2 separate regions of the Homo sapiens genome follow, and region 1 is linked to region 2. A link is an interaction called in ENCODE POLR2A ChIA-PET data of the cell type or tissue named here. Cell type or tissue: PC-9. All regions are shown on one strand. Each heading gives the region's core, and the rest is flanking DNA. Links, peaks and the distances in the headings are about the cores only.

What was found. ChIA-PET counts read pairs that join two places held together with the same protein. Peaks named below come from ENCODE experiments on the same cell type or tissue, not always from the same donor. Only the 100,000 strongest peaks of a DNase experiment are listed, where the experiment ranks them.
Region 1: POLR2A ChIA-PET joins it to region 2 with 5 read pairs; 3 of 35 experiments call an interaction of 5 or more read pairs at or near these places.

What each region holds. Positions count from the first base shown.
Region 1 is chr1:212,379,827-212,394,716 of GRCh38, reverse strand. It overlaps PACC1 (proton activated chloride channel 1), which reads left to right. Exons shown (of 8, transcript NM_018252.3): 3 at 7,617-7,826; 4 at 9,292-9,443; 5 at 14,680-14,822. Among named protein-coding and RNA genes, the nearest start is that of PACC1, 28 kb to the left of the region's middle. RefSeq lists a silencer at 9,451-9,634. In PC-9, for the core only: no CTCF peak of the experiment used is centred there; no DNase peak of the experiment used is centred there.
Region 2 is chr1:212,459,571-212,474,460 of GRCh38, reverse strand. LINC02771 (long intergenic non-protein coding RNA 2771) reads left to right here and starts at 1,583. Exons shown (of 3, transcript NR_183725.1): 1 at 1,583-1,784; 2 at 6,628-6,794; 3 at 7,364-7,645. LOC124904506 (a long non-coding RNA gene) reads left to right here and starts at 8,514. Exons shown (of 2, transcript XR_007066870.1): 1 at 8,514-8,797; 2 at 11,795-12,796. RefSeq lists enhancers at 1,878-2,378, 2,379-2,879, 11,955-12,469, 13,265-13,434 and a silencer at 6,220-6,514. In PC-9, for the core only: no CTCF peak of the experiment used is centred there; a DNase peak (open chromatin) is centred at 7,360; H3K4me3 peaks cover 964 bases; H3K27ac peaks cover 1,948 bases.

The DNA of each region.
Region 1 (14,890 bases), core at 6,151-10,150, 81 kb after region 2:
GCTTAAGGAGATTTTGGGCTGAGACGATGGGGTTTTCTAGATATACAGTCATGTCATCTGCAAACAGGGACAATTTGACTTCCTCTTTTCCTCATTGAATACCCTTTATTTCCTTCTCCTGCCTGATTGCCCTGGCCAGAACTTCCAACACTATGTTGAATAGGAGTGGTGAGAGAGGGCATCCCTGTCTTGTGCCAGTTTTCAAAGGGAATGCTTCCAGTTTTTGCCCATTCAGTATGATATTGGCTGTAGGTTTGTCATAAATAGCTCTTGTTATTTTTAGATACGTCCCATCAATACCTAATTTATTGGTGTTTTTAGCATGAAGGGCTGTTGAATTTTGTCAAAGGCCTTTTCTGCATCTATTGAGATAATCATGTGGTTTTTGTCTTTGGTTTTGTTTATATGCAGATTATGTTTATTGATTTGCATATGTTGAACCAGCCTTGCATCCCAGGGATGAAGCCCACTTGATCATGGTGGATAAGCTTTTTGATGTGCTGCTGGATTCGGTTTGCCAGTGTTTTATTGAGGATTTTTGCGTCGATGTTCATCAGGGATATTGGTCTAAAATTCTCTTTTGTTGTTGTGTCTCTGCCAGGCTTTGGTATCAGGATGATGCTGGCCTCATAAAATGAGTTAGGGAGGATTCCCTCTTTTTCTATTGATTGGAATAGTTTCAGAAGGAATGGTACCAGCTCCTCCTTGTACCTCTGGTAGAATTCGGCTGTGAATCCATCTGGTCCTGGACTTTTTTTGGTTGGTAAGCTATTAATTATTGCCTCAATTTCAGAGCCTGTTATTGGTCTATTCAGAGATTCAACTTCTTCCTGGTTTAGTCTTGGGAGGGTGTATGTGTCGAGGAATTTATCCATTTCTTCTAGATTTTCTAGTTTATTTGCGTAGAGGTGTTTATAGTATTCTCTGATGGTAGTTTGTATTTCTGTGAGATCGGTGGTGATATCCCCTTTATCATTTTTTATTGTGTCTATTTGATTCTTCTCTCTTTTCTTCCTTATTAGTCTTGCTAGCTGTCTATCAATTTTGTTGATCTTTTCAAAAAACCAGCTCCTGGATTCATTGATATTTTGAAGCGTTTTTTGTGTCTCAGTCTCCTTCAGTTCTGCTCTGATCTTAGTTATTTCTTGCCTTCTACCAGCTTTTGGATGTGTTTGCTCTTGCTTCTCTAGTTCTTTTAATTGTGATGTCAGTATGTCAATTTTAGGTCTTTCCTGCTTTCTCTTGTGGGCATTTAGTGCTATAAATTTCCCTCTACACACTGCTTTAAATGTGTCCCAGAGATTCTGGTATGTTGTGTCTTTCTTCTCATTGGTTTCAAAGAACATCTTTATTTCTGCCTTCATTTCCTTATGTACCCAGTAGTCATTCAGGAGCAGGTTGTTCAGTTTCCATGTAGTTGAGGGGTTTTGAGTGAGTTTCTTAATCCTGAGTTCTAGTTTGATTGCACTGTGGTCTGAGAGTCAGTTTGTTATAATTTCTGTTCTTTTTCATTTGCTGAGGAGAGCTTTACTTCCAACTATGTGGTCAATTTTGGAATAGGTGTGGTGTGGTGCTGAGAAGAATGTATATTCTGTTGATTTGGGGTGGAGAGTTCTGTAGATGTCTGTTAGATCTGCTTGGTGCAGAGCTGAATTCAATTCCTGGATATCCTTGTTAACTTTCTGTCTTGTTGATCTGTCTAATGTTGACAGTGGGGTGTTAAAGTCTCCCATTATTATTGTGTGGGAGTCTAAGTCTCTTTGTAGGTCACTAAGGACTTGCTTTATGAATCTGGGTGCTCCTGTATTGGGTGCATATATATTTAGGATAGTTAGCTCTTCTTGTTGAATTGATCCCTTTACCATTATGTAATGGCCTTCTTTGTCTCTTTTGATCTTTGTTGGTTTAAAGTCTGTTTTATCAGAGACTAGGATTGCAACCCCTGCCTTTTTTTGTTTTCCATTTGCTTGGTAGATCTTCCTCCATCCCTTTATTTTGAGCCTATGTGTGTCTCTGCACGTGAGATGGGTTTCCTGAATACAGCACACTGATGGGTCTTGACTATCCAATTTGCCAGTCTGTCTTTTAATTGGAGCATTTAGCCCATTTACATTTAAGGTTAATATTGTTATGTGTGAATTTGATCCTGTCATTATGATGTTAGCTGGTTATTTTGCTCATTAGTTGATGTAGTTTCTTCCTAGCATTGATGGTCTTTACAATTTAGCATGTTTTTGCAGTGGCTGGTACCAGTTGTTCGTTTCCATGTTTAGTGCTTCCTTCAGGAGCTCTTTTAGGGCAGGCCTGGTGGTGATAAAATCTCTCAGCATTTGCTTGTCTGTAAAGTATTTTATTTCTCCTTCACTTATGAAGCTTAGTTTGGCTGGATATGAAATTCTGGGTTGAAAATTCTTTTCTTTAAGAATGTTGAATATTGGCCCCCACTCTTCTGGCTTGTAGAGTTTCTGCTGAGAGATCAGCTGTTAGTCTGATGGGCTTCCCTTTGTGGGTAACCCGACCTTTCTCTCTGGTTGCCCTTAACATTTTTTCCTTCATTTCAACTTTGGTGAATCTGACAATTATGTGTCTGAGAGTTGCTCTTCTCGAGGAGTATCTTTGTGGCATTCTCTGTATTTCCTGAATTTGAATGTTGGCCTGCCTTGCTTGGTTGGGGAAGTTCTCCTGGATAATATCCTGCAGAGTGTTTTCCAACTTGGTTCCATTCTCCCCGTCACTTTCAGGTACACCAATCAGACGTAGATTTGGTCTTTTCACATAGTCCCATATTTCTTGGAGGCTTTGTTCGTTTTTTTAAATTCTTTTTTTCTCTAAACTTCTCTTCTCGCTTCATTTCATTCATTTGATCTTCCATCACTGATACCCTTTCTTCCAGTTGGTTGAATCGGCTACTGAAGCTTGTGCATTCATCATGTAGTTCTCATGCCATGGGTTTCAGCTCCATCAGGTCCTTTAAGGACTTCTCTGCATTGGTTATTCTAGTTAGCCATTCGTCTAATCTTTTTTCAAGGTTTTTAACTTCTTTGCGTTGGGTTTGAACTTCCTCCTTTAGCTTGGAGAAGTTTGATCGTCTGAAGACTTCTTCTCTCAACACATCAAAGTCATTCTCTGTCCAGCTTTGTTCCGTTGCTGGTGAGGAGCTGCGTTCCTTTGGAGGAGGAGAGGCACTCTGATTTTTAGAATTTTCAGTTTTTCTGTTCTGTTTTTTTCCCCATCTTTGTGGTTTTATTTACCTTTGGTCTTTGATGATAGTGATGTACAGATGGGGTTTTGGTGTGGATGTCCTTTCTGTTTGTTAGTTTTCCTTCTAACAGTCAGGACTCTCAGCTGCAGGTCTGTTGGAGTTTGCTGGAGGTGCACTCCAGACCCTGTTTGCCTGGGTATCAGCAGCGGAGGCTGCAGAACAGCGAATATTGATGAACAGCCAATGTTGCTGTCTGATCGTTCCTCTGGAGGTTTTGTCTCAGAAGGGTACCTGGCCGTGTGAGATGTCAGTCTGCCCCTACTTGGGGGTGCCTCCCAGATAGGCTACTCAGGGTTCAGGGACCCACTTGAGGAGGCAGTCTGTCTGTTCTCAGATCTCAAACCCTGTGCTAGGAGAACCACTACTCTCTTCAAAGCTGTCAGACAGGGACATTTAAATCTACAGAGGTTTCTGCTGCCTTTTGTTCGGCTATGCCCTGCCCCCAGAGGTGGAGCCTACAGAGGCAGGCAGGCCTCCTTGAGCTGCGGTGGGCTCCACCCAGTTCGAGCTTCCCGGCCGCTTTGTTTACCTACTCAAGCCTCAGCCATGGCAGGTGCCCCTCCCCCAGCCTCACTGCCGCCTTGCAGTTGGATCTCAGACTGCTGTGCTAGCAATGAGCGAGGCTCCGTGGGTGTGGGACCCTCTGAGCCAGGCGCGGGATATAATCTCCTGGTGTGCCATTTGCTAAGACCATTGGAAAAGCACGGTATTAGGGTGGGAGTGGCCCGATTTTCCAGGTGCCATCTGTCACAGCTTTGCTTGGCTATGAAAGGGAATTCCCTGACCCTTTCTGCTTCCCGGGTGAGGCGATGCCTCACCCTGCTTCAGCTCACACTCGGTGCGCTGCACCCACTGTCCTGCACCCACTGTATGACAAGCCCCAGTGATACGAACCCAGTACCTCAGTTGGAAATGCAGAAATCACCCATCTTCTGCATCTCTCTCGCTGGGAGCTGTAGACTGGAGCTGTTCCTATTCAGCCATCTTAGAACCCAATATCAATAGTCTTTTTTTTTTTTTTTTTTCTTTTTGAGATGGAGTTTTGCTCTTGTTTCCTAGGCTGGAGTGCAATGGCGTGATCTCAACTCACTGCAACCTCCGCCTCCCGGGTTCAAGCGATTCTCCTGCCTCAGCCTCCTGAGTAGCTGGGATTATAGGCATGCACCACCACGCCCAGCTCATTTTTGTATTTTTAGTAGAGACGGGGTTTCACCACATTGGCCAGGATGGTTTCGATCTCTTGACCTTGTGATCCGCCTGCCTCAGCCTCCCAAAGTGCTGGGATTACAGGGGTGAACCACCACACCCCCGGCCTCAGATATTTTTTGTGACCCATTTTCTGTCTCCAGTTACATGTCACTACACTGCTAGATACTGTAACAATTTTCCGGGCTCCATTTGGTTTTTTTTTTCCTTCAATATTTTCTTCAAATTGGATAGTTTCTGTTGATTTAACTTTGAGTTCACAAACTCTTTCTCTGCCATCTTTTGCTATTAAGCCTATACAGTGAACTTTTTATTTCATTTATTTCTTGTCAGATCTGGAATTTCCATCTGTTTTTTTAAATTTTATGAAACATTTTTACAGTGGTTAGATACACGTAATGTAAAACTCATCATCTTACTCATTAAAATGTAGAGTTCAGTGATATTAAGCACTTTCATATTGCTGTGCAACCATCACCACCATCCATCTCCACAATGCTTTTTCATCCTGCAAAACTGAAATTCTATATATTTGGCCATTGTTATTAGTTTCTGTTTCTCTATTGATCTTGTCTTTATTCCTTATTCAGATATTTTCCTTTAAGTGCTGTAAATTTTCTCTCTGCTAAATTGCAACACTGGGTCATCTTGGTGTTGGTTTCTATAGATTGCTTTTTTCTTGAGTACAGGTCACATTTTCTTGTTTCTTAGCATGTCTAGTGATTTTTGATTGAACACTGGACATTATGAATGATATAGAGATTCTGGATTCTGTTATGATCTTCAGAAGGGTATTTTTTTTTCTTGGCATATTGTTAATATGGCAAGATTTAAGCTCTAAACTCCTATCTCCCCTGCATTAGCCGTAGTTGAAATCTCCATGCAGTTCTTTCAATTTCCAGTTGTTACTTTTTGCTGGCCCCCCCTGGGTTCTCCAGCCAAGGATCTGAACATATATTTAGTTGCAGATTTGGGAGTTTCACCCCCTGTGTGGCTCCCTCCCTTTCATGGTTTTGTCTTAACTTTCTGGCTGCTCTTCCAGCCCTGAACTTTGTCCCTGTCACTCTGAACCATGCCTTATAGGGATTGGCATGTATTCTTAGGCAAAAAGCTACAGATGTATAAATCTCACCAAGTACAGTTCTTCTCTTTCAAGGGTAGCCTCTCTTTCAATTTCTACCTGCTTTTGATCATTCTCCCAGTGCCTTCAAATAATTTAAAATATGTTGTCCAAAGTTTATAATTGTTTTCTGTGGAAGGGTGATGTGACACTGCTACTCTGTCACTGTTGGAAGCCAGATGCCAAGCAGATACCTTTTGGGGCTTACGTTCAGATGCTTCCCTTGTTCTCAGCCTTGTGCTCAGCTGGGCTGTGGAGGAAATAGGACTTCTTCTCAGGGAGCTCCATTTTCAGCTGAGGAGCAGAGAGGGCACAGGGAGCCCTGTGGGAGTATCTTAGTCAGCTCAGACTGCTGTAACAAAATGCCACAGTTGAGTGGCATAAACAACAGAAATTTATTTCTCACAGTTCTGGAAGCGAGAATCCAATATCAAGGTGCCAGCAGGATTGAATTCTGGTGAGGCCTTTCTCCTTGGCTTGCAGATGGCTGCCTTCTCATTGTGTCCTCACATGGCCTTTTTTCCTGTGTGCATGTGCTCCTAGTGTCTCCTCCTCTTATAAGGATTCTGGTCCTATTGGATCAGGCCTCATCCTTATGGCCACATTTAACCTTAATTATATCCTTGAAGTCCCTGTCTCTAAATATACTCACATTGAGGGTTAGGGCTTCAACCTGAATTTGAGGGTGGGGGATACAGTTTCGTCCATAACAGAGATTAATCTAGCTTCTAGCCTCAGGATTTTGTGAGGGAGGTAGGGGAGACAGAGTTGTGTTGTACCAATAGCATCAGGACGTGTTCAATCAGTCACCATGTAAATGCAGAATGTTCCAGGCATAGCATGAAGGGCTAAGGATTCAGTTAGGGATAAGACTGGCCCCATCCCTGCCCTCATGGAACTCACAGCCTAGGAGGATAAAAGATGTATAGACATGACATTGCAGAGTGATGAAGTAGGGGACGTACAGGGCTCCCTGGGAACACTGAGGAAGAGGTGCCCAAATAAAGGTTAGGGGTCAGGAGAGGCTTCCTCAAGAAAATGTCTTTCTTTCTTTTTTCTTTTTTTTTTTTTTTTGAGATGGAGTTTCGCTCTTGTTGCCCAGGCTGGAGTGCAATGGAGTAATCTCGGCTCACTGCAACCTCCGCCTCCTGGGTTCAAGCAATTCTCCTGCCTCAGCCTCTTGAGTAGCTGGGATTACAGGCATGCGCCACCACGCCCAGCTAATTTTGTATTTTTAGTAGAGACAGGGGTTTCACCATGTTGGTCAGGCTGGTCTCGAACTCCCGACCTCAGGTGATCCTCCTGCCTCGGCCTCCCAAAGTGCTGGGATTACAGGCTTGAGCCACTGCGCCTGGCCAAGAAAATGTCTTTCTAAATTAAAATGCTTCCATGGAAGGATGGCGTGACCAAGCTACTCTGTCACTGTTGGAAGCCAGATGCCAAGCAAAAAGCTTTCGGGGCTTAGGATGAGTGAAGCATCAGCTGTGGAAGAAAAGAAAATCAAGCAGAGGGAATGGTAAGTGTGAGGGAATCCCGGGTTGAGAAGGGCACTCCAGAAGAACAGAAAGTCGATGAGTAGAGGTGGAGCTAGAGCTGGGAGAACTGGGGAAGTGGAGCAGTGAGGGATAAGGCCAGAGAGGTAGGTTGGGGCCAGCTCACTTGTTGGATTGTAACTGCCTATCCCTCTAGAGAGTAAACTCCTTTTTTCTGTTCTTTTTGTTTGTTTTTTGCTTTTTCTTTTAACATTTTTATCGTTTTTTATCTTTTATCTTTTTTCTTTTGAGAGTAAACTCCTTAAAGACAATGAATAAGTCTCCTTCAGCTTGGTGTCCTCTACCTGGCAGAGAAGCTGTGTAGTAAATGTTTACAGGTGCCCTTTGTTATGATTTGTGGGGTGAGGTGGAAAGGTTGGGCGTGCAGGTGACTTCACCTCCTTGGTGAGGCAGGCAAGGGCCTGGAGGTTGCTGGCCATCTCTGTCTGTACCTTGTCCCTGTGCCCTGGGTCACATGGTGTTTTGTTGTTGTCAGGCCTGGACAGCGAGTCCGCCTCCAGCAGCATCCGCTTCAGCAAGGCCTGCCTGAAGAACGTCTTCTCGGTCCTACTCATCTTCATCTACCTGCTGCTCATGGCTGTGGCCGTCTTCCTGGTCTACCGGACCATCACAGACTTTCGTGAGAAACTCAAGCACCCTGTCATGTCTGTGTCTTACAAGGAAGTGGATCGCTATGATGCCCCAGGTAGAGCCTGCCCCTGGGCCAGGCATCAGGGCCCCAGATCTAGGGTGTCAGCTGGCAGATACTCCCTGAGCTGCCGTTGTATTTGTGGTACTACGGGCAGGGCAGAGGAGTCCAACCAAGCATAGTCTAGGTATAGAGTCTATGCCCAAGGAGCTGCTGTTGGGAGTGTGTTACGTGCTGAGGACAGAAATGGACAGAGCCTGGAGCAGCTACTGCAGGCTACTAGAGGGGTCAGGGAAAGCTTGGCAGAGAGGTAGGATTTGAGATGGGCCTCGAAAAGCACATAGATGGGAAGAGAGTGTCTTTGGGATGGGGATCAGCAGAGCGAAGGGGTGTCTAGGGAGGCAGAGGGCTTCTCTGGAGAGGATGAGACTAACTTGGCTGGGGCCAGAGGGCAGGGATGAGGAGAAGCAGGAGTCAAGGCTGGACTGTGGGGTGGGGAGGATGGCAGGGGAGGCGAGGCCATTCAACCCTGCCTGGAGAGGGACTCCCAGGCCACACTGGGTATACCTGTCTCACTGGGGTGTCTGGTCCCTGAGTGGGGAGTCCACTCTGCTATAGAGCAAGCTATCTGCTCTGGGCTGCAGGGCTGGCACTGGATGTTCTAGGGGCTGTAGAGTAAATGAGGAGGCATGAGCTGTGTGACTTGGGCCCTGTCCACCCAGTGTGTGCCACCTGTTCTGCCCACAGATGCCCCTGAGTAACCTGTGGGAGGGCCTGCTCACATGGCAGAGCCAGAGTCCGGGTGCCCTCTCTCTGGGGCTTCCTGCCAGCCTCCAGCAGAGTCAGGTGTGCTGGTCATGGCTCCTCTGCCCATCTCTTCCTGTCTTGTGTTTGTCCCTCTTCTCTGTGTGTCTGCTTGAGTCTTCTTTATCTGTACGTTTTACTTTCTCTGTCTGGTGTCTTAGTGTCTCTGAAGTCTGTCTGTCTCTGATGCCATGTGCTGCTGTCTTAGCATTGCTGCCCTTGAGGCTGGACAGCTACTGTCAGTAGAGGTGCCTGGGCTGGGAAGAGGGAGGGACTCTTGGGATGTGACTTGCACACTTGGGGCTCCCAGTCTAAGAGACAAAATGAGTTCTGAGGAGTTCCACAGTTTAGAGCCTCCCAGTGATTCTGCAGGTGGGTGTTGGCCCAGAGGGGTGGCACAGGGGCTGAGTCAAGAGACACTCCTTCGGAGGGTGTGGAGCGGGGCTCTGAGGTGGAGTGGGTTTTGATGTGGGCATCAGGGCGGCTGGATCCCAGGTTGGCCAGGGGCTTACTGAGGAGGGGCTTGTGCCCTCTGCTACAGCGGGGCTTTCTGAGGCCAGGGGATGTGGCTCCTCACCCTCTGAAACCCTTTTCTTCTCCCTTCCCTGCAGTCCTCCAGGGAGTCCAGAACGTAGGTTGTTGGTAGGTGTGAGATGATTTCAGGGATGTGGTCAGGAGTGTGATTTCTGACACTTGCTTTTCCTGTTTGTGCCCCCAGGTATTGCCTTGTACCCCGGTCAGGCCCAGTTGCTCAGCTGTAAGCACCATTACGAGGTCATTCCTCCTCTGACAAGCCCTGGCCAGCCGGGTGACATGAATTGCACCACCCAGAGGATCAACTACACGGACCCCTTCTCCAATCAGACTGTGGTAATTCCTGTCTGCCTGAGCTGGGTCTGGGCAGCTGCTCTGTTAGCCCCGCAACCCAAGGCCCCAAGTTTCCTTTTTCCTAGGAGTCCTTCTTCCACTCACTCAGTGTGGGGCCTTAGTCCCCAAGGAGACATGCGGCTGTGCCATGTGGACACTTGGCTGTGGTTGGCTCACTTGCATTCAGGGAGGACAGTGAGGCCTCCAGCCTTTGCTGAGTAATGCTCAGGGATTCCTGACAGTGCGGTGAGACCCTGTCCCCAATGGAAGAATGGCAGGGCTAAAGGGTGGGGCTGGTGCGATATAGCGAAGTGGGTCCCATACCTGACCACTTGACAGAATTGCCAGGATACTTTTTGAAAATATGAATTTCTAGGTTCCATGTGAAGCCAACTGAATTATAATTCCTTAGGTGGGGCCTGAGAATCCATAGTTTGAAATTAATACGCCAGCGTAAAGGAGCGTCGGTCTGGGGACAAGGACTCCTGGGCCCTGGGCTGGCCATGCTGTCGTGCACAACACAGCACGGCTGGGAAGGATGACTGAGGGATGGGGTTAGGAGCGCCCTGGAGGAGTGGCACTGCACAGGGTTTCAAAGACAGGGTAGGCGTTTTGTATTGATTTACATCTCATCTTTTTCATTTCATATTCTTGCTTCAGAAAGCATTGAAAGGGGCTACAATAGTTTTCCAGATGAAATTGGGAAGGAAAGGTTTTCTAGGCAGAGGAAATTGCACCATGACCTAAAGGGAAGAGACGACATGTTGTACTTGTGCCTCTGGGCACAATTGCAGTTGGTGGGGAAATGTTTCATAGGGTCAGGAGCCCTGGAAGACTGATGGGTGATGAAGCTGTGGACAGAGTAATGGCCAGATGAGAAAAGAACATGCATCGTGCTGTAGAGCCACACTTGCTCCCTTGGGTAACAGGGAACTGTTAGTGGGTTTTAAGATGAAAGAATAACACTAATTTTTTTTTTGTTAGTATGTGAACGCTAGGCCCCCTCCTAAAATCCTGCTAAAATGATTCTCTAAGGAATGAGATAGAACAGACTAGAACATCAATAATAGCTTTGCACGTGAAGAAAGGATATCACCAGTGGACCAGACATTTTGAGGAACTGGTATAAAGCATAAAAAACAGCTTGGGCCAGATTGGTGGAGCAAACAAATTAGAGCAAATCCCTAACCCAAAACAGATGAAGGAGAGACCTGTTGTAGAGGTACAAGCTTTCCTTCCAAACCCCCAGCTTGGAATCAGCACCGTTAGAGAGCAGGGTAGTCATTACTGGACTGCCTGTTGGCTGGGCCAGACACACCCTATACCCTCCCCAGGTATGCAGAGCCGCTGGGGATGGTTGCCTCTGGGTAAAAGACCCTGGAACCATTCTCTACAGAAGCGAAGGGAAGATGATTCTTTGTGTAGGCATAGGAAACAGAGCAGACTTCTACAATGGAAAAGGAGAGAGAACTAAAGGAAAGGACTCTTCCCAGAGTAAAACACACTGGAAAACTCAGTGTGCTTCCACAGAGCATACTTAGCTTTCCCATGCAAGGGAGAGGCCTATTAGAGAAACAGAAATTTACTACTTTGGAAGAAACCAAAACCCAGACCTATACTAGTCAACCTAATCCTTCATTCATAAATAAGAATGGAGAATTAATGGTCACCAGACATTTGCATGAAACCAATGACAGAAAAGGACCAAGATGAACAAATAGAATGGACTCTAGAATAGGGAAGTAGAAGCTAATTAAAACAAAAAGGAAAGCAACTTTTAAACAATTCCAATGTGGAGTTATATGTATAATAGAAGCTCTTTGTCTGGATTCCCAGCTCCCTTCATCTCTCTGTAAAACACGCTAATGAAAACTCGTGGCTGCTTCCGTCCCACTAGGTGCCTATTCTCTGGATGCCCTCCTCTCCTCCCCCAGTTGAAGTGTATGCTTAGGAGGAGTCAGTGAGGGTCATTTCCAAACCTGTGTAGGCCAGTTGCACTTGTTACAATAGTTACATAATTCGACTAAAGAGTGTAAAAACCCTTGAAATAAGGGCACAAAGAGAGAGTTGTTTTTATGGAAATGAAGTTGAATGCAGCTACTGCCCCCAAGTCTGAGTGTTGGTTCATCTCCTCCATCAATTTCTTGAAGTCCACAAGCTATAAACTAACAGAGAAGTTATCTCCTCCCTATCCACCAAGTTTCCTACCCAAACCAGCATATAGCAGTGGAGGAAGAATATGATGAGAGCAGTAGAGCTCCCATTTGGAAAAGGAAGAAGGGGAAGGGCCCGCAGCTCTGCTCTGCAGCAGTGGTGGAACCCTGCAGGGTGGGACCGGTGAGACGCCTTCTTGGCATGAAGTAAGCTCCTTGGTTTGAACCTGTTGCTGCCCTCAGAAAGAGACTCCTGTGTGCTCTGGCCTCGTCCCCTGGGAGCTTCTGCCTTGGTGGTAATGCTCTGTGGCCATATCTGAAGTGGACATTAGAAAATACGCCCTCCCTGGTGGCTGCACAGCTTGTGCCACTCACTTCCTGCTTGTGTGAGCAGCTTTAGGGCTAAACAATTGCAAACTTGGAGGGCGGCTTCTTACCTGCCTCCTGCCACTGCCTATGTTTGCAGTGAGATTTCAGAAATGTGTAGGCTTCTGGCTGTTCGCATCTAATCAAGTTCATGTGAAAGTGACCCCAGTCGAGGGTCTCATCCTGTTGTATTTGTAAAATCTTCGGAATTTTGCTGATTTTCTGGTGCTTTCTTTCATGCTCTCAATTTAATGGTAGTTATTTTTTACCAAATGCTCTGCTCTGGCACAATAAGGTTTGCCACCTTTCCAGCCTGCGGGATCCTTATCTATTTCCTTACTGCCCGCCATTTTCCCACTGCCCAAATGTTTGGCTGTTCCCTCATTTTGATTTTTTTTGCAACCATAAAACACTCCAGCCGGGCGTGGTGGCTCATGCCTGTAATCCAGCACTTTGGGAGGCCGAGGCAGGTGGATCACGAGGTCAGGAGATCGAGACCATCCTGGCTAACATGGTGAAACCCCGTCTCTACTAAAAATAAAAATAAAAAAATCAGGCGTGTGTAGTGGCACGTGCCTGTAGTCCCAGCTACTTGGGAGGGCAAGACAGGAGAATCGCCTGAACCCGGGAGGCGGAGCTTGCAGTGAGCCGAGATCACGCCAGTGCACTCCAGCTTGGGCAACAGAGCGAGACACCGTCTCAAAAAAAAAAAACAAGAACACTCCAGTGTCAGCTAACAAATTGTGTATTAGTCAGAGTATAGGCTAAGCTACCAAATAAAAACAAAACCTGCAAATACAATGGCTGAGATGAGGGAGAAGCCTCCTTCTCTCTCTGAGAACAGTCCTGGCATGCAGGCCGTGTGGCGTAGTGGGCAGTACTGCCTCATAGGATAGTCCAGCCATGACTTTTGTCTTGTCACTGTGCTGTCCCCTGGGCATTGTTCTGGTCCATGTGGGCAGTGTGTGTGTGTGTGTGTGTGTGTGTCACTGTGCTGTCCCCTGGGCATTGTTCTGGTCCATGTGGGCTGTGTGTGTGTGTGTGTGTGTGTGTGTGTGTGTGCAGTGTGTGTGTGTGTGTCTGTGCACATGCCCAGGCCTGGGAAGGTGGAGGGCAAGCAGTTCCCTTTTCAGGAAATGGGGTGGAGTTGAATGAGTCCCCTTTTCTTTCGCACATTAGGAACTTTATCACGTGGCTACATTTGAGGGCAGAGATGAGGCTCCAGCAGGGGGAGTGGATTCTGCTGAAATCTGGGTTGGGAAAGCCATTCTAGTACTAAAGGAAGAAATGGATAATAGAAACCAGGGACAGTGCTTTCTGTTGCACACTTAAAACAAAATGGTACAGAAAGGTTGAAAAATAAATAGATGGACAAAGCTGTCTTGAGAAGATGCAACGAAAACCAGAAGTGACAATATTAATAGTGTGGAATTCCACGTGCAAAAGTTTGCAAGAAGGATGTTTAATATTGATAAGAGGTTCAACTCCATACTCTCCACTAAGACGACTGAACAGTTCCAAAACTTTATGTACAAAACAGCATGACATTTATATATTTTAAGCAAAACCCGTTAGAAGTAAAAAATACCATCACTTTAGAGCACGATTTAAACACCCCTCTCAGAAATTCACAGATCAAATAGACAAAAACTAGAAAGGATAAGAATTGAATAGTGCAGTTAATAAATTTAGAGTATGTATGTGTGTGTATACATGTGGGGGCACAAAACTTTGTAACTGACAGTGTACTCACTCTTTTTCAAATCTCTGTAGAGCATTTATTTATAAAAGTTGATGTAAAAGACATTTTTTTCTAAAATTAATCTATAAATTCAGTTTCTATCACAGTTAAAAGTCCCAGTGAATTTTTTTGTGGAACTAAGCAAGCTAGTCTTAAAGCATACTTAGAACACGTTCAAAAATAACCAAGACAAGTTTGGGGATGGGGAAGAGTAGTAGGGAGAGCACCTTCCCAGATCTCAGAACAGTGGAAAAACCACAGGAATCAAAGTGGCACAGTACTGGACAGAGACAGACAAATGTGTGGGCTCTGCTAGGGCCAGAAGCAGACATAGATATTGGTTCTGCATGGAATTTAGTATAGGATAAAGGAGGGAGGGGAAGAGGCTTCAAAACCTGTCTCTATGCATTGTTTGGGAAGTAGGAGTTAGAGCCCTATTTCACACTATATACAGAGCTTAAAGCCAGGTATATAAAGTATCTAAATGTAAAAAAGATTAAAAAGTGCTATAAAGAAATAGAGGAGAATATTGATATAATTTTGGCTTTCCTCAGCAAGCAAAACCCAAAGCCGTAAAGAAAAGGATTTAAGGTTTTACTACGTTAAATTTAAAGTTTCCATAGGACAAATGACATTGGAAACAAAGTTAAAAGAAAAATGACAGACTGGAAGAAAAGATTGGCACACATAACAGATGAAAGTGATCATCCTTGCTAAATTAAGAGCTTCCATAACTCAAAGAACCAATGAGAAAAGTGGACAGAGGATGAGCTGCATTCAGCTCTGGTTGGGCATCATATGGGGAAAACTCCCCAGGAATGAGCATGAGTCCCAGCCCAGTCCTGTTGTTGGCTAGTGGTCCCTTTGGAGACCACTGGGCAAGGAGCTATGGGCTTTCCAGTCAGTACTTCTGCCCTCAGACCCAGAGGCCTCTGTGTACTCTCCCAGGACTGAGACTCTGTCCTTTTTCTCTCTGCAGAAATCTGCCCTGATTGTCCAGGGGCCCCGGGAAGTGAAAAAGCGGGAGCTGGTCTTCCTCCAGTTCCGCCTGAACAAGAGTAGTGAGGACTTCAGCGCCATTGATTACCTCCTCTTCTCTTCTTTCCAGGAGTTCCTGCAAAGGTGGGCTTTTAGAGTTCACAGTGGGCTTACTGTCTACTTTTTATCTTATTCCAGCTGTGTATGTCCCA
Region 2 (14,890 bases), core at 5,180-9,179:
TGTGTGTGTGTGTGTGTGTACACACTTGATTACAATATAAAATACATTTCTTACTGTGAGTCCAGTCAAAAAGTTAAAGCACCACATATCTTAATATTTTCTCCCTCTGGCTTCACAATAATTGTTTGCAGCAGTTTTACAACCTATGGTTTGTTCAAGGAAATACGAAAAAAGAGTTTTGATCCGCGGACCTGTGAAGGAGCAGAGGAGCCAGGCTGAGCCAGCACATGAGGGAAGCCCTTGGATCCAGACACTGCAGCAGAGCTAGGGCTGGCCAAAGGGCTGCATGGACAATAACTGGCTCACACTGAGGGCCCCGCTCCTCACCTGCCTATCTTAAGCCACCTGTTCTCTCTCTCTCTCTCTCTCTCTCTCTTTTTCTTTAAATACAGATGGCGTCTCGCTATGTTGCCCAGGTTGGTCTCAAAACTCCTGACCTCAAGCGATCCTCTCACCTCAGCCAACCAAAGTGCTGGGATTACAGGCATGAGTCACTGCACCTGGCCCAGTCACCTGTTCATGAAAACCCCAAGGCTCGCTGCTACCCAACCCGAGGTCAAGACTGGCCAGAAGGTGTGCAGATACCCTCTCGCCTATTCAGCTGTTGCCTACTGAAGCCTGATCTGCAGCTCCCACTGCACCGCTCAGGCAGCCAAATGGGGAGGAAAAACCACAGAGTGGTCGTAAGCTGTTCTTCCGCAGGCTCTTAAGCATTGGTCTCTAACCAACAAGGCCTGGCATATGTATTGAATTTATTTATTTATCATTATTATTGTTATTTTAGAGCTGGAGGTCTTGCTTTGTTGCCTAGGCTGGTCTTGAACCTTCTCACCCATTGCTTGGACCAGCTGGCAGCCCACGGGTATACCCCAAGCAATCCTCCTGCCTCGGCCTGCCAAAGTGCTGGGATTACAAGCATGAGCCACCATGCCTGGCCTTGAATGTACTGAACTTATTCTTCCGTGTATCCCAGGCACAGACCCACTTTCTGTGAATGGGAGAGTGGTCTGGCCATGGCTCACTGGCCTGTGGGTTAGCAGGACTGATTTGGCTGCTTCTCAGAGGCCCCTCCAACCAGAGCTGCGTCTTCATTCAGGGAAGATGACCTTCTCCAAAAGGGCCCCTCTCCAGACCCTACAATCAAAGGTATGCCTCTGTGTGGAAACCACATAAATGCACTTATCTTTCCTCTACAAAACTGAAACTCCTGACACCCCCAACTCCCCACCATCTGGGCAGGGTGGTTTTGTTTTTTTCCAAGAAGCAAATAATTCTAGAAGTCAGAGAGAGTGGGGCCCGGAATCAGGCAGCCTGGACTTTCATCTCAGATCTGCTTATGAGAGAATGCCTGTGGGCAGGTTGTTTAGCCTCCCCAAGGGTCAGCGGCCTCCCCTGTAAAGCAGAAGATAATAATAGCTCCTATTTCAGCAGGTTACCATGAGAATAAAATAAGGTAATACAGGAAGGCAGGTAATCCAATACTCAGCATATAGTAAATGCTCACTAAATACTACCTACCATCATCATAATGACTGTGGTTATTATGACAGTCTCTAGGCAGCCCCAGAGTGGCCATAGGTCTGAGAGCCCCACAGGGCCCCTCCTGGTTGATTCCCCAAATCCACTTCTCCATCACCCTCACTGACCTTCTCCCACTGTGAGGCCTCCTGCCTTCCACAGGACCTGCCTGCTGTCTCACCTCTTCATAGCTCACCTCTCTTCTCTACCCCAAGGCTGGCTTTGAGGGACCCTGGCTCCACAGTCCTTGCCACAGTATGAACAAGGTAATGTGGGGTCTGGCACGAAAGGACCTGGGTTAGAGTCCTTGCTCGGCTGCTGCCTGTAGGGAGGCATGGCTGTGTCCTTCAAGTAAATCAGGATGGACCAGAGACGGGTACCAAGTCTGAGACCCCACCAACAAGGATGGTCTCACCCATCAGGCAGGGCCCAGGGCCTAAGGTTTGTGACCGTGGCTCCTTGCTGCAGGTGGAAGTGGCAGCTAATGTCCAGTAGGCAGAAGGATGCATCCTGGGGCCAGGGTGTGGAAACGGGAGCAGGCAGGCAGCCTCTGTCCATCTCCTGGACAGGGTTCAAGGGACACACAATGGGAGCAGGACCTCAGATTGAGGGAACTGAGGCTGGAGCCCAGACACACAACCTGGGCGGGGAGAGTTTCTGCGATGTCTTGTTTTTGTGGAAAAGTCTTGGACGCACACACTGGTAGCTGAAGGTTCACCATCTGCGGAATCTACATGGGGACAGTCTATGAGCACGGGTGATGATGAGCCCAATGAGGGGATTCGCTGCAGCGACCCACCTGGGCCCTGAGCCCTGGATCAGCCTGGAGGGGCTGAACCCCTCCCTGCTAAGGCCGCTGTGTGGGGAGGGGCTGTGCTGGTCCTGGGGACTTCCTGCCTGAAGACGGGTGTGGGCCAGTGGGAACAGAGCCTGCAGCTGGCTCCGCACTCCCAGAGCCAGGAGGCAGGCATGGGAAATAGGCTCACAGAATACTCATTGTATACTAAGAGACGTTTGTCCCCTGAGCCCCCTTTTACTCTTCTAGAAGGCGGGAATGGCGATGATTTCCAATATATAAATTCATAGGTGTGTTACTGAAATGAATACAAGGAGTGGTTTGCAAACAGCTGAACTAACGTTCTTATAGTGTCATTAATTATCCTTGGGGTAAGTACGCAAACCCTTTGTTTTACAAGAATCACTACAATCTAAAGATAACACAACAAGTTGGGAAAGTTACAAAGGTTTCTGAAATCAGAAAAGGCTTCTGAGCAAGAACGGCTTTGGTTATTACTCCAGCCATGGTGGGGATGAGTGCCTGCATGGGGGAGGAGGGGGCACAGTTATTTTGGCTCCAAACTGGCAACAAAACAGGGTTTTGAGTTCTTCTGAACCAGGTGAGTGCCGGCCCCAGGGCTTGGCCAGTGTTCAGGGATGGGGTCTCAGTGGTCAGTCAGAACCACAGCCTGAGACCTCCCTGCCCTAAGCCAATCCTAGGGTGTCTGGGGAAGGCCTTCGGCCAACATGGACAAGTCAATGGTGGAGCAGAGGAGCTGGGCTCAACACCACCCTTGGGGTTAAATGAGCTGAGGCAGGGAAAAGGGCATCAAGCCAGCACTTCTCATACATTGAAGAGATTTTTGTGATGTTGCAGTTATTTTCATATCTCCCCATGCCTTCCACCTTCTCAACAAGTCTGCCCAATTATTATCTCATTTTTTTATTATTTTATTTTATTTTATTTGCAACAGTTTCACTCTGTCGCCCAGGCTGGAATGCAGTGGCACCATCTTGGCTCACTGCAACCTCCACCTCCCGGGTTCAAGCAATTCTCACACCTCCGCCTCCCAAGTAGCTGGGATTACAGGCGTCCACCACCATGGCTGGCTAATTTTTGTATTTTTAGTAGAGACGGGGTTTTGCCATGTTGGCCAGGCTGGTCTCAAACTCCTGACCTCAGGTGATTCGCCCGCCTTGGCCTCCCAAAGTGCTGGGATTACAGGTGTGAGCCACCGTGCCCAGCCCTATTATCTCATTTTTAACTGAAGAGACAAATAAGACTCAGACAGAGTGATTTGTCTAAGGGCACACAGCAAGCTAATGGCCAAGTTGGGATGAGAACCTCTCCCTGTGGTGTTTGGAAGGACAGAGTCCCAGGACCGGGGCAGGAACAGACCTGGGCTGCAGCTAGGAGCTCAATGGAGTTCAATGGACCGGAGCCTGGCAGGTCCACGCCCAAAGGCAAATGGAAAATGTCTCACTGGATTAATACAGCATCTGGTGGTGGCAGGTGGGAGATATGTCCTTTCTTTTTTATAGTTTTCTGTATCGATCTGGAATTTTGTATAAGCAAGCTTTCCATTTACAATTAGACAAAATAATCAGATTATACTCCAGGGGTCAAGGGGGTAGAGATCCCACCCACACGTGGCCAAGGTAGGGCCCTTCACCCACCAGCAGCTGCCTTTGTGGGCGGGTCTCTGGTCTCACCACACCAGAGCCCCTCGGAACGCTCTTTTCCTGAGATGACTTCCATTCTCCAGTTCTCTCAGCTCAGCCTCCCTCTTGGCAGTCACGGCTGCCCTCCCTCATCCCTCGAGGGTTTTCCAGCAATCCTTTGCACATAGCTCCTTGGCAGAAGATAGGGAGATCACATGGCTGCGTGACGGTGTTTTCTGACTCACGGAATGGAAAGAAACACTACACACAAAAGCAGCACACAGGGCCTCTGTTGCGAGTTGGGCTAACTACTCGGTGTGGGGCGTGATTCATCCGGGACTGCCTGGCGAGTGTACATGCTCGCAGGGCAAGGGCAGCGCAGCACTGAGCTACTCAGGCCCAGGCCCCTCCCAGGCAGAGCAATGAGTCCAGCAGCTCTGCCCGCAAGGGTCTGGGGCTGCCATGGGCTAACCAAGAGGTGTCTGAGGAGATTGCAGACAGTGGCTGGAGACGGAAGGTGAAAAAGTTAGAAGATCCAGGTTGGAAAAATTTGAGGAAGAAAGTAGTCAGACAGGTGTGGGCAGAATAGGGTCAAACTCTCCTGCAGACCAGGACACAGGCTCTGACTTCTCCACACCACACCCCAGGCCCTCCAGGTACAGCAGACACATGCTCACCATCATCAGAAAGGTTCTAATAAAATATTGATGTATTTATTATTATTTTGTTTATTTATTTATTGAGATGGAGTCTCACTCTGTCACCAGGCTGGAATGCAGTGGCGTGATTTTGGCTCACTGCAACCTCTGCCTCCCTGGTTCAAGCGATTCCCCTGCCTCAGCCTCCTGAGTAGCTGGGACTACAGGCGTGCGCCATCACGCCCAGCTAATTTTTTTGTGTGTTTTAGTAGAGACGGGGTTTCATCGTGTTGGCCAGGATGGTCTCGATCTCCTGACCTCATGATCTGCCCGCCTTGGGCTCCCAAAGTGCTGGGATTACAGGCATGAGCCACCACACCAGTCCAGTTGATTTATTTTTAATACAAAGGCCAGTCACTATCTAAGTCCTTGACCTGTGCTATCCCACTTGATCATCCTAACAGCCCTGTGGAAACATCAGTGAACCCATTTTGCAGATAAGAAAATTCTATCCAGAAACACAAAATAACTTGCCCAAGGTCAGACAGCTACTAAAGAAAATTCTAACCCAAATCATCTGGCTCCAGAGTCTGTGCTTTAAACACACTGCCTCTCCACAATGCCACCTAGAGAGCTCCTACTGTGGGCCAGACACTGTCCTTCACATACATTACTGATTTAATCCTCACAGCAACAATGCAATCAAAGTATTATTGCCCCATTTTATTTTTCATTTATTTATTTTATTTTAATTTTTGTTTGTTTATTTGTTTTTGAGATGGAGTCTCACTCTGTCACCCAGGCTAGAGTGCAATGGTGCCATCTCAGTTCACTGCAACTTCTACCTCCCGGGTTCAAGAGATTCTCCTGCCTCAGCCTCCTGAGTAGCTGGGACTACAGGTGCCTGCCACCATGCCCAACTAATTTTTTTGCATTTTTTAGAAGAGACGGGGTTTCACCATGTTGGCCAGGCTGGTCTCAAACTCCTGACCTCAGGTGATCCACCTGTCTCAGCCTCCCAAAGTGTTGGGATTACAGGTGTGAGCCATCATGCCCGGCCATCCCATTTTAAAGATAAGAACACTGAAATCCAGGCCAGGTGCAGTGGCTCACACCTGTAATCCCAGCACTTTGGGAGGCTAAGGCGGTGGGGGTGGGGGGGGGTCACCTGAGGTTAGGAGTTCAAGACCAGCCTGACTAACATGGTGAAACCCCATCTCTACTAAAAATATAAAAATTATCTGGGCCTGGAGGTGCATGCCTCCAGTAATCCTAGCTACTTGGGAGGCTGAGGCAGGAGAATCACCTCCTGCAGTGAGCCGAGATCGTGGCACTGCACTCCAGCCTGGGCAACAGAGTGAGACTCAAGAAAGGGAAGACAAGAGGAGGGGAGGGGAAGGGAAGGGAAAAACTGTAGTTTCAAGGGGTTAAGTATGTTGCCCAAAGCCAAAGCCACTTTGGGCTCACTAGCTACCAGCTAGTAAGTGGTGATGTGGAGACTCACCCAACTCAGGTAAAGTCCATGATCTTCACCACAGCATCTGTGTTCTTGTCACTTTCTGGGACGGTGTTTCTCTCTTCTGAGTCCTCCACCCCCTCACCTGTGGTTTGGATTGGTTGGAGTTTGACTGAGTAGTAATGGCCACTTGGTTGGTTTCCATGGCCTGGCGTGTGCTGTAGCTGTAGGAGAGGGCTGCCTGTGTCCATGAGAACAAGGAAGCCTTCAGGAGAGAAATCAGCCACTGCCACCCCCCAGTCCTTTAGGAGGCAGTCAGGCTGCTGACAAAGGGACCTCACGCTCCTCCCACGCATTGCCTGGACCAGCTGGCAGCCCACAGGGGTGGCTTCAGGTAGCCTCCCCAGCAAGGAGGAGAGGGATGGAGGGCTGGCTGGAGGAGCACATGGGGAGCACTCCTCAAATGCTTCCTAGAGGTCATGGAGTCAGTGCCACAACCAGTTCTTATTAACCCAGAGGAAGAGACTTCCGGCAGGGGAGAGATGCCTCGGGACAGCATGGTCTTTTGTCTTTCAGGTCACTTCCTGCTGCAGAGTCCTCACTCCAGCTTTCTCACCAATCCTCCCCCTACACAAGAAGATCATCTCTGGGTTCAGGTCACCCATCCAACTCCACTGATGGATTTAGGCTCATTTAATCCAAACTCGACTCCATTTCAGCCAGAACCAGGCACCTCTAGAAAGGTAATTTTGCAGCATACAAAAATGTAAGCAACCAAATAATGCAACCCACTTGAAGAGAGCTGGCTTGAGATTACCTGCTGCTCAGGTTATCTCTGTCATTGATGCCCACATTCGTGGAAAATTAAACCCTGGGTGTGTGATTTGGACTGTCACCTGGCAATGCACGTTAACAGGCATGCCTGCAGGTAGAATGACACTTCAACACCAGTCGTTGGCTTTCCCAAGTTAGGAATTCTTTTACTGGGCTTGGTTTCAGAAGGGGCCAGAGGCTGTTGGTGAGCAGGGAAGAGAACTTTCATTTTCTTCGTACATTTGTTGTTTGCATTTTTTTCCCCTGCAAGCACCTATGACTTGTATAATGCAAAGATATTTCAAAGACGCCTGACAGAGACAGCAGTCCTGGGTGCATGTGCGGCTTGCGGCTCACTGATCTCCAGACCCCTGGATCTTGGCAAAGCTGACAGGCCTTCTGTAGGGAGGATGGGAGAAAAAACAGCCTAAGAAGGAAGCTGCACGTCCGCAACTCCCTCCTGGGACCTGCAAACCCGTTCTTTTGCATTCCTTTGCAGGTCACCCTAACTGCCACATCCAGTTCCTGATCTGCCATCTGCTTCTTTTCCATCACTTGTGGGGTATTTCCCAGCCTACCACTAATGTGAGCCCTCCTGAGTCAAAAGTTCCCCTCTTCCAGGCCTCCTGCTCAGCTGACGTCCTGGACCAGGCAGGCCACCCTTGTTCCACTTCCCCTGGGAAGACACCTGGGTCTTGTGCCTGCCCTGGATTAGGGTGGGCAAATTAGTTCATCCAGGACTAGAAGAATGGAAATAAACAGACTTGTGTCTTGGGGCTGACTCTGAAAGGTCCAATGTTATGCCTAACAGAAAAGCTCACCTTCCTCCAAACCCCTGGAGCCATCTCAGGAGGCCCAGGGCCACCTATTCCATTCCTGACAAAACCCTAGATGCCCACATACTGCCCAGGTTGGTGGGTCTGGCCATGCTACCATTTGGATGTGGGTTGTCCCCGCCAAAACCCATGTTGAAATTTGATCCCCAGTGTGGTGGTGTAGTGGGAGGTGTTTGGGTCATGGGGCAGATCCTTCGTGAATAGATTCATTGGTGCATTCTGGCTCTCAAGAGAATAGATTAGTCCCCAAAAGCAGGGTTGCTAAGAAGAGTCTTGCTTCCTCAGTTTCTCTCTCTTGCTTCCTGTCTCTCCATGTGATCTCCATGCACACACTCATTCCCCTTTCTTTTCTCCATGAGTTGAAGCAGCCTGAGTCTTTCACCAGTACAGCTGCCCAATCTGAAGCCTTCCAGCCACCAGAATTCTGAGCCAAATAAGCCTCTTCCAAATAAGCCTCTTTTTTTTTTGAGATAGAGTCTCACTCTGTTGCCCAGGCTGGAATGCAATGGTGCAATCTCGGTTCACTGCAACCTCTGCTTCCCGGGTTCAAGGGATTCTCCTGCCTCAGCCTCCCAAGTAGCTGGGACTACAGGTACGTGCCACCATGCCCAGCTAATTTTTTTGTATTTTAGTAGAGACGGGGTTTCACCGTGTTGCCCAGGCTGGTCGCAAACTCCTGAGCTCAGGCAATCTGCCCATCTTCGCCTCCCAAGGTGCTGGAATTACAGGCATGAGCCACCACACCCGGCCTCTTTTTTTTTTTTTTTTTTTTAATAAATTGCCCAGCCTCAGGAGCTCTGTTATAGCAACACAAAATGGACCAAGACAGGCCAGGACCTCCCAAGCGAACCCTGCCCACGACTAAGTTGGTGACTCTCCCATTCTTCTCAAGCTCAGCCCAGAAGCACCAGGCCAAGGGCTGCCCCAAATGCCCCAGGAGAGCCCTGGCCCTCCTCCTCACCTGGGGACTGTGACCAGAGCCACAGCAGCACCTTGCGTGTCAACAGCACTCAACAGTTTTCAGAGCATACTGGCAGCTTCACAGTATGACCCAGTGAGGAAGGAGGAGTGGGGTGTCACCTCCATCTACACAGTGAGTAAGTAAACTGGGTCCCTTGGCTGGTGAGTGGGAGCCGGACTCGAGCCCGTGCCTTTGGACTCCTAGGTAAATGCTCTTTCCTTCAGAAAGTGGCACTTCCTGGTGTATGTCATGCATCTGGGATCCCTAGCCCCCTGGGTCTGAGGCCAGGGAAGCGCCAGGGTCCCATCTCTCCACACCCTTCCAGTGTGGCCCCCCGTGAGCGCTTGCAGCCTTGAGCTAGCCCTGGGCACTGCCTTCTCCAACTAGCAGCAAGCAGAGGCTCAAGGCTGGATTCCTGCAGAGACATGGCCACTGGGGTCCCAGCTTCTAGAAGGCGAGCATGGGCTCCTCCCTCCAACCCTCCAGCCCCTGGTTGACAGCTGTGAGTATGGCAGGAATAGAAGGCTGTAGGTTTAGAATAGGGTGAAGGTTTTCTAAGCTTTGAGGCCACAGAAGCACATTTTTCAAGTTCAACTAAGCACAATAGCCTAATAAAATTGGAGGAGCTGCTTGACTGATGTAGGTTTGGGGCTGGGCCCTGCCTCCCCCACCCCAACAAGGCAAACCCTCACTCCCCAGGCCCTGCAGTCACCTGCAAGGAATCCCTAGGCCACGTCATTGCATAGTTTGAAAACCATCCCAGAGTCCTCCTGGCTGAGATCTCCCTGTCTTGGGGGAGCTGTGTTTTGTTTAGGTTCAGCAGCTCCTCTCTGCCAATCAGAGTCCTTGAAACCCCATTTGGGGTGGCCTCCTTGGGCAAGCCAGGTAGCAGTGGGAGAATGATAGAAAGTCAGGGAGTGCGGAAAGGGGCAGCTATCTAATTCTTCTCCCCCAGAAATCCTGCCTGGGGCCCAAGGTGTCCCTTCACCCATGAGTTCAGGACAGTCAGTCAGGACGATAGATCAAAGGTCCAGAGGGAGGAAAAGAAATGATCCTTGCTCCTAGGAAGCTCCAATGAGGACTGATGGAAAGTATGCACACGCACAGGCACACGCGCGCGCGCGCGCGCGCACACACACACACACACACACACACACACACACGCCAGTTCAAACAAGAAATCCCACAGAAGCAAGCCCAGACCCCAGAGCCTGCAGGGCAACAGGCCTCCGAGTGGGCTGCTGACGCAAAGGCAGGGGCTGAGCCTGGTGAGGCAATGGGAGAAAAGTCTTCAAGGAAGTGGCATGCAGTGAGAAAAAAAAAAATGCCTGAAGCCGCCCCGGCTACCAGGAAGGCAGGTGCTACACATGGCCAGGGCCAGAGCATGCCAGACAGAGCGTGCCCTATGCCGGAAGTGGGGTGGAGCACTTTCCGGGAGGTGTCCAAGATGATCCCAGTTGGGATGTGTGAGGGGCAGCAGTGGGAGACAGGGCAGCTAGGCAGAAGGGATCCATAAGTCAAGGCATTTATCTGGGGGAGAAACCCACTTGCACCCAGCCCCTGCCATGTAGCAAATGTAAATTAAATGATGTTTGAATGCGGGAAAACAGAGAGGGAGGGAGGGAATGGATCCCTTAGCCGGATAATCCTTGTCCTTGAGGGAGGGAAGGAGGAAATTAAACCATTATCAATGAGGATTTATTTTTTGCTGAATGACTTTACTGGATAAGCTGTTTGGAGCTTGTAAAGATTAAACCCTTTAAAAGAGACAGAAGGGAGAATTCTGGAGAGATGAGTTCAGGGAGCTTCTGTTTTGGTGTCAGTTCCCTGCAGCTTCTGAATAAACACCTCACCCTCCCCAGAGGATAACCATAACCCAGTGACAAGGGCTTCCCAGATGAGCCACCCCTTTCCTCCCACACAGGTAGCTGGGGGCCCAGGAAACTGCAAAGGTAGACAGGAATCCGAGCTTCCTAGGAGGACAGGCCGCAGATGTCCCCGGAGGCACCAGCTGTCAGAGCTGGTATGCATAGAGCGGCTCAGAATCCCCCTTCCCCAGCTCAGCTCTGGGGCCTTTTTACCCTCACACCTCCTTCCTCCCCAGTGCAGGGAAGGCCCTAGTCCTCCTGGGAGCCAGTCCTCAGCACTGCCTGGCCAGGACCCTCGTCCTCCTTTGATCTTCCTGGAGAAAGAATGTTCCCCATGAGCTCTGTTTATCTACTTTCAGAACAGGCTGGGTCAGGTAGAGGATGAGGGGTCAAGTCAAACTTGGGGTGTTCCTAAGGGCAAGAAGGCTGCACTGTGCCTTACAGAGAGCGTCCGTGGGTTAGGTAAGCTTCAATCAGGCATGAATTATAGTCCAACGCTCATGAGCCAACAATAGAGAGTAAACGAGGTGTCTTTACGTGGATACAGACAAAGCAAGGTTAGGTATTAATGAGTAGTCAGTATCTTCTGGGCCCCACCTCACAGGCTGTGCCTCATGCTCCTTCTGAACCACTCCTCATCCTCACTGCAGCTAGACCTGTGGGGACAGGGCAAACAAGAGTGTCTGAGGCAGGGGCAGGGTGTTCAGCCACCTGTCAGCTCCGGCTGGGAGAGGGCATCCCAACGATATAGTGTCCAGCTCCAGTGGCAAGAGCTAGTGAGGCCGTGCAGAGTTTGGCCTCAGCTTCAGGTCTCGCATGGATCCAGCTTTGCAACCTGGGAAACTCCTACGGAGCTGCCCTGAGGCTGGGGCTCCTCTGCCCGTGCCGTGACTTTAGACAATGTGCATGGCCAAGCAGGGCAGCAGGCGGAGAGAAGCTTGTGGCTGCAGAAACCTTCCTTTCTTTGGCCCCTCCTCACGTATTCCTATCCACTCCACACCGCCCTGCCCTAGATGCCTGTAACCCATCCCCACTGAAACCCTGACTTTGGCTGCCACCTCATCTTCCACTGCCTGTCTGGTACTCCTGCCTTCACCTTTCCCTAGAGATTCCTGGAGGAACCCCTCAGTCTCAGGACCCCAGGAGGAGCAGAGGGAGCCCCTCCTTCTCACAGCCTGAGCCCTGAGCCCTGGGGGAGGCTTGCTGGGGTGGCTTCAGGTGTGGTGGGTCCCCCAATGCCTCACTGACCCCTTTTGTCTAACCAGGTGTGACATGGGCCTCTGTGACCCAAGCTGAGGACTAACCCACCGCTCATAACACGGTTTCTACGGGAAAACCAAGTTGTGAATTTTGAATTATCAGCCCACTGAGGGTGGAAGTCCAAGATCTGTGGTGATTTGGGTGCTGATGCAAGCCAGAAGTCACAGCCCAGAGCCTGCAGCGGCTGCACTGCTGGGTCCCCAGTCCTCGATGGGCACCAGCCAACCTGCCCTCTCGACCCTCCACAGCAACTCAGGCCCCCACTCCATGGCTCCCCTGCACCATCCTCATGCCTGGTCAACTCTTGCTGCCAGTTGCTGTGAGACCCAGCTCACCACTGGGCAAACAGAGCTTGCAAAATGCAGCCCATGCTCACCATTCATGGATTCCATATGTACAAATTCACCTACCTGCGAAATTGTATCTGTAACCCCAAAATCAATACTGGCTGCACTTTTGGGGTCATTCTCGGACACACACAGAGTGGGGAAGAATGAGGGCTGCTCAACACGCACATTCCCAGCGGGGGTGGAACAAGGCCCGCTCAGCCTGCTGGCTTCAGCTCCCACAATGCAAACAAGTGTCCTTTTCGCAGGCTATTTGGTGCCACATTTTTCATGCTTTTGTGCTTTGTGTTGGTGATTTCACTGTTTAAAATGTCCCCTAAGCATATTCGAAGCAACCTGGATGAGACTGGAGACTATTATTCTAAGTGAAGTAACTCAGGAATGGAAAACCAAACATTGTCTGTTCTCACTCATAAGTGAGAGCTAAGCTATGAGGATGCAAAGGCATAAGAATGACACAATGGACTTTGGGGACTCAGGGAGAAAGAGTGGGAAGGGGGTGAGGGATAAAAGACTACAAACTGGGTTCAGTGTATGCTTCCCAGGTGATGAGTGCACCAAAATCTCACAAATCACCACTAAAGAACTGACTCATGTAACCAAATGCCACCTGTTCCCCAATAACCTATGAAAATAAAAAAAAAAATTAATGTCCCCCAAGCAGAGTGTTGGTGTTTGTTCCTAAGCACAAGAAGGCCGTGATGTCCCATACAGAGAAAACACGTGTATCAGACAAGCTTCTTTCAGACACAAGTTATGGTGCTGTTGACCATGAGTTCAGTGTCAATGAGTCAACCGTAGAGAGTAAAGAAGGTGTCTTTAATAGAAATACACATAAAACAAGGCTATGTACTGGTTGTAACCAGAGGCAGGCAGAAATCTAACCCTGTGTTTCCCCTAGGCGCAAAGGTTCAGTATCTGCTCATTCAGTGTTCACAGAGACTTTATAAAACATAACTACCATGAAGAATGAGAATTGACTCTACAGACACCTGTGCACCTGAGCCCACCTGGATTAGTGAGTCAGAATTCCCTGGGCTTAGGCCCTGGCACCTGAGTTTTTCAAAGTTTCACAGGCAATTCTGATGCTGGGCCTACATGGGAACCACCAAAGTCCAACCTCAGAACAGCCTGCGGGTCCCTGGACAGAGCCAGGTGACAACCTCAAAGCATAACTTTTAGCCACAACCGTGAGGTGGTGTGTAACACAGCGTTGTGTGGTGAGCATAGGGCTGACTCAGTGTTAGGGATCTGGAGACTCTGAGTGACCTCAGGCAAGTCATCTGACATTCAGAGCCTCAGTTTCCCCACCCACAACATGAGGATAACAACACCTGTGCACAGTGGGGTGTTTGCATAGGGGAGACTCAGACATGTCTTATGGGCTGGGACCCCAGGAGTACACTGGTGTGAGAGACTAAGGATGAGAAATAACTCATCCCAAGAGAAAGACTAGAGGTCTTGGTCTGAGAGTGATGAGCACCCCGCTGGGGAGGTCCAGGAGGAGGGACAGCTTGGAGGACCGCTTGGTGCTGGTCACTCAGGTCAGCCTCTAGCCTAGTCCTTGAAGGCTTGAGCCTAAGGAGACTACAGGGAAGGCTGCTCGCCCAAGAATCTTGGTGAGACCCAGGGAGCACACGGCCATGCAGCGTCAGAACTGACATGTGGCCCAGGGCAGATGCACGTGTCTCCCCTCCAAGGAGGGCGCCATGCACCACGGCAGTCCGGGACACTCTGTGGGGGAGGAAATCTTCACAGGCAGCATCCCTCCCTCTACCTGTGATGTAGCACCTTCTCGAGCTTTGGAGGCACTGAGGGCAGCTCCTGCAGATATCACCCCAGATCGCTGGAGTTGGGCAGGTGAGGAGTGAGCTCAGGTAGGATGCTTGCTGGGTCAAGCCCAAAAGGGAGGCCCAGAGGCCCTGCTCAGAGGCTGGGACAAGTGCAAAGCCTGAGAAAGACTGTAGTTCCTGTTTATGTGACCGGTTTCTACCCTAGACATGTATGGCTGGGGAGTGGGGGTCAGAATCAGCCACCTGTCAGCCCTGAGTGGCTGATTTCCACCTGATACTTTTAATAGCTGTGCTGATCACTATCGAAGAGTTTTAAAATGGTGCAGAGAGAGCCAAACACAGGAGCATTTTTTATCAGTCCTTTCAGACACAGCCCTGGCAGAAAAGGCAGAATTGACAGCAGGCTCTGAACTCCCACTGGTGGGCCTGGGTCCCACTGCCTCCCTCTACAAACCAGAACCAGGTGAGACCTATGGGTCTGCACAGCACTGACAAATTCCCCCAGTGAGCTAGTCCTGGCAGAAGAGGTGTGCCCGGGGCATCACGGTTCTCTCAGAAGCCTGATCTGTGCTGTATGCCAGCCATTGTTTACCCTCCCGGCCTGCCTTTCTGTCAACACTTATATTTTGCACAATGTTTCTTTGTTTGCTTTGGGTTGAGAAACTGTATTTTTTTCTTATTCACAATAGCCAAGATAGGGAAACAACCCAAATGTCCATCAACAGATGAATAGATAAAGAAAATGTGACAAATACATACAATGGAATATTATTCAGCCTTAAAAAAGAAGGAAATCCTGCCAATTGCAACAGCATGAGGAACCAAGAGGGTTTTATACTAAGTGAAAAAAGCCAGACACGGAACGACAAATACTGCATGATTCCACTTAAATGGGTATCTAAAATAGTCAGACTCATAGAAGCAGAGAATAGAAGGGCAGTTTCCAGGGGCTGGGGGAAGG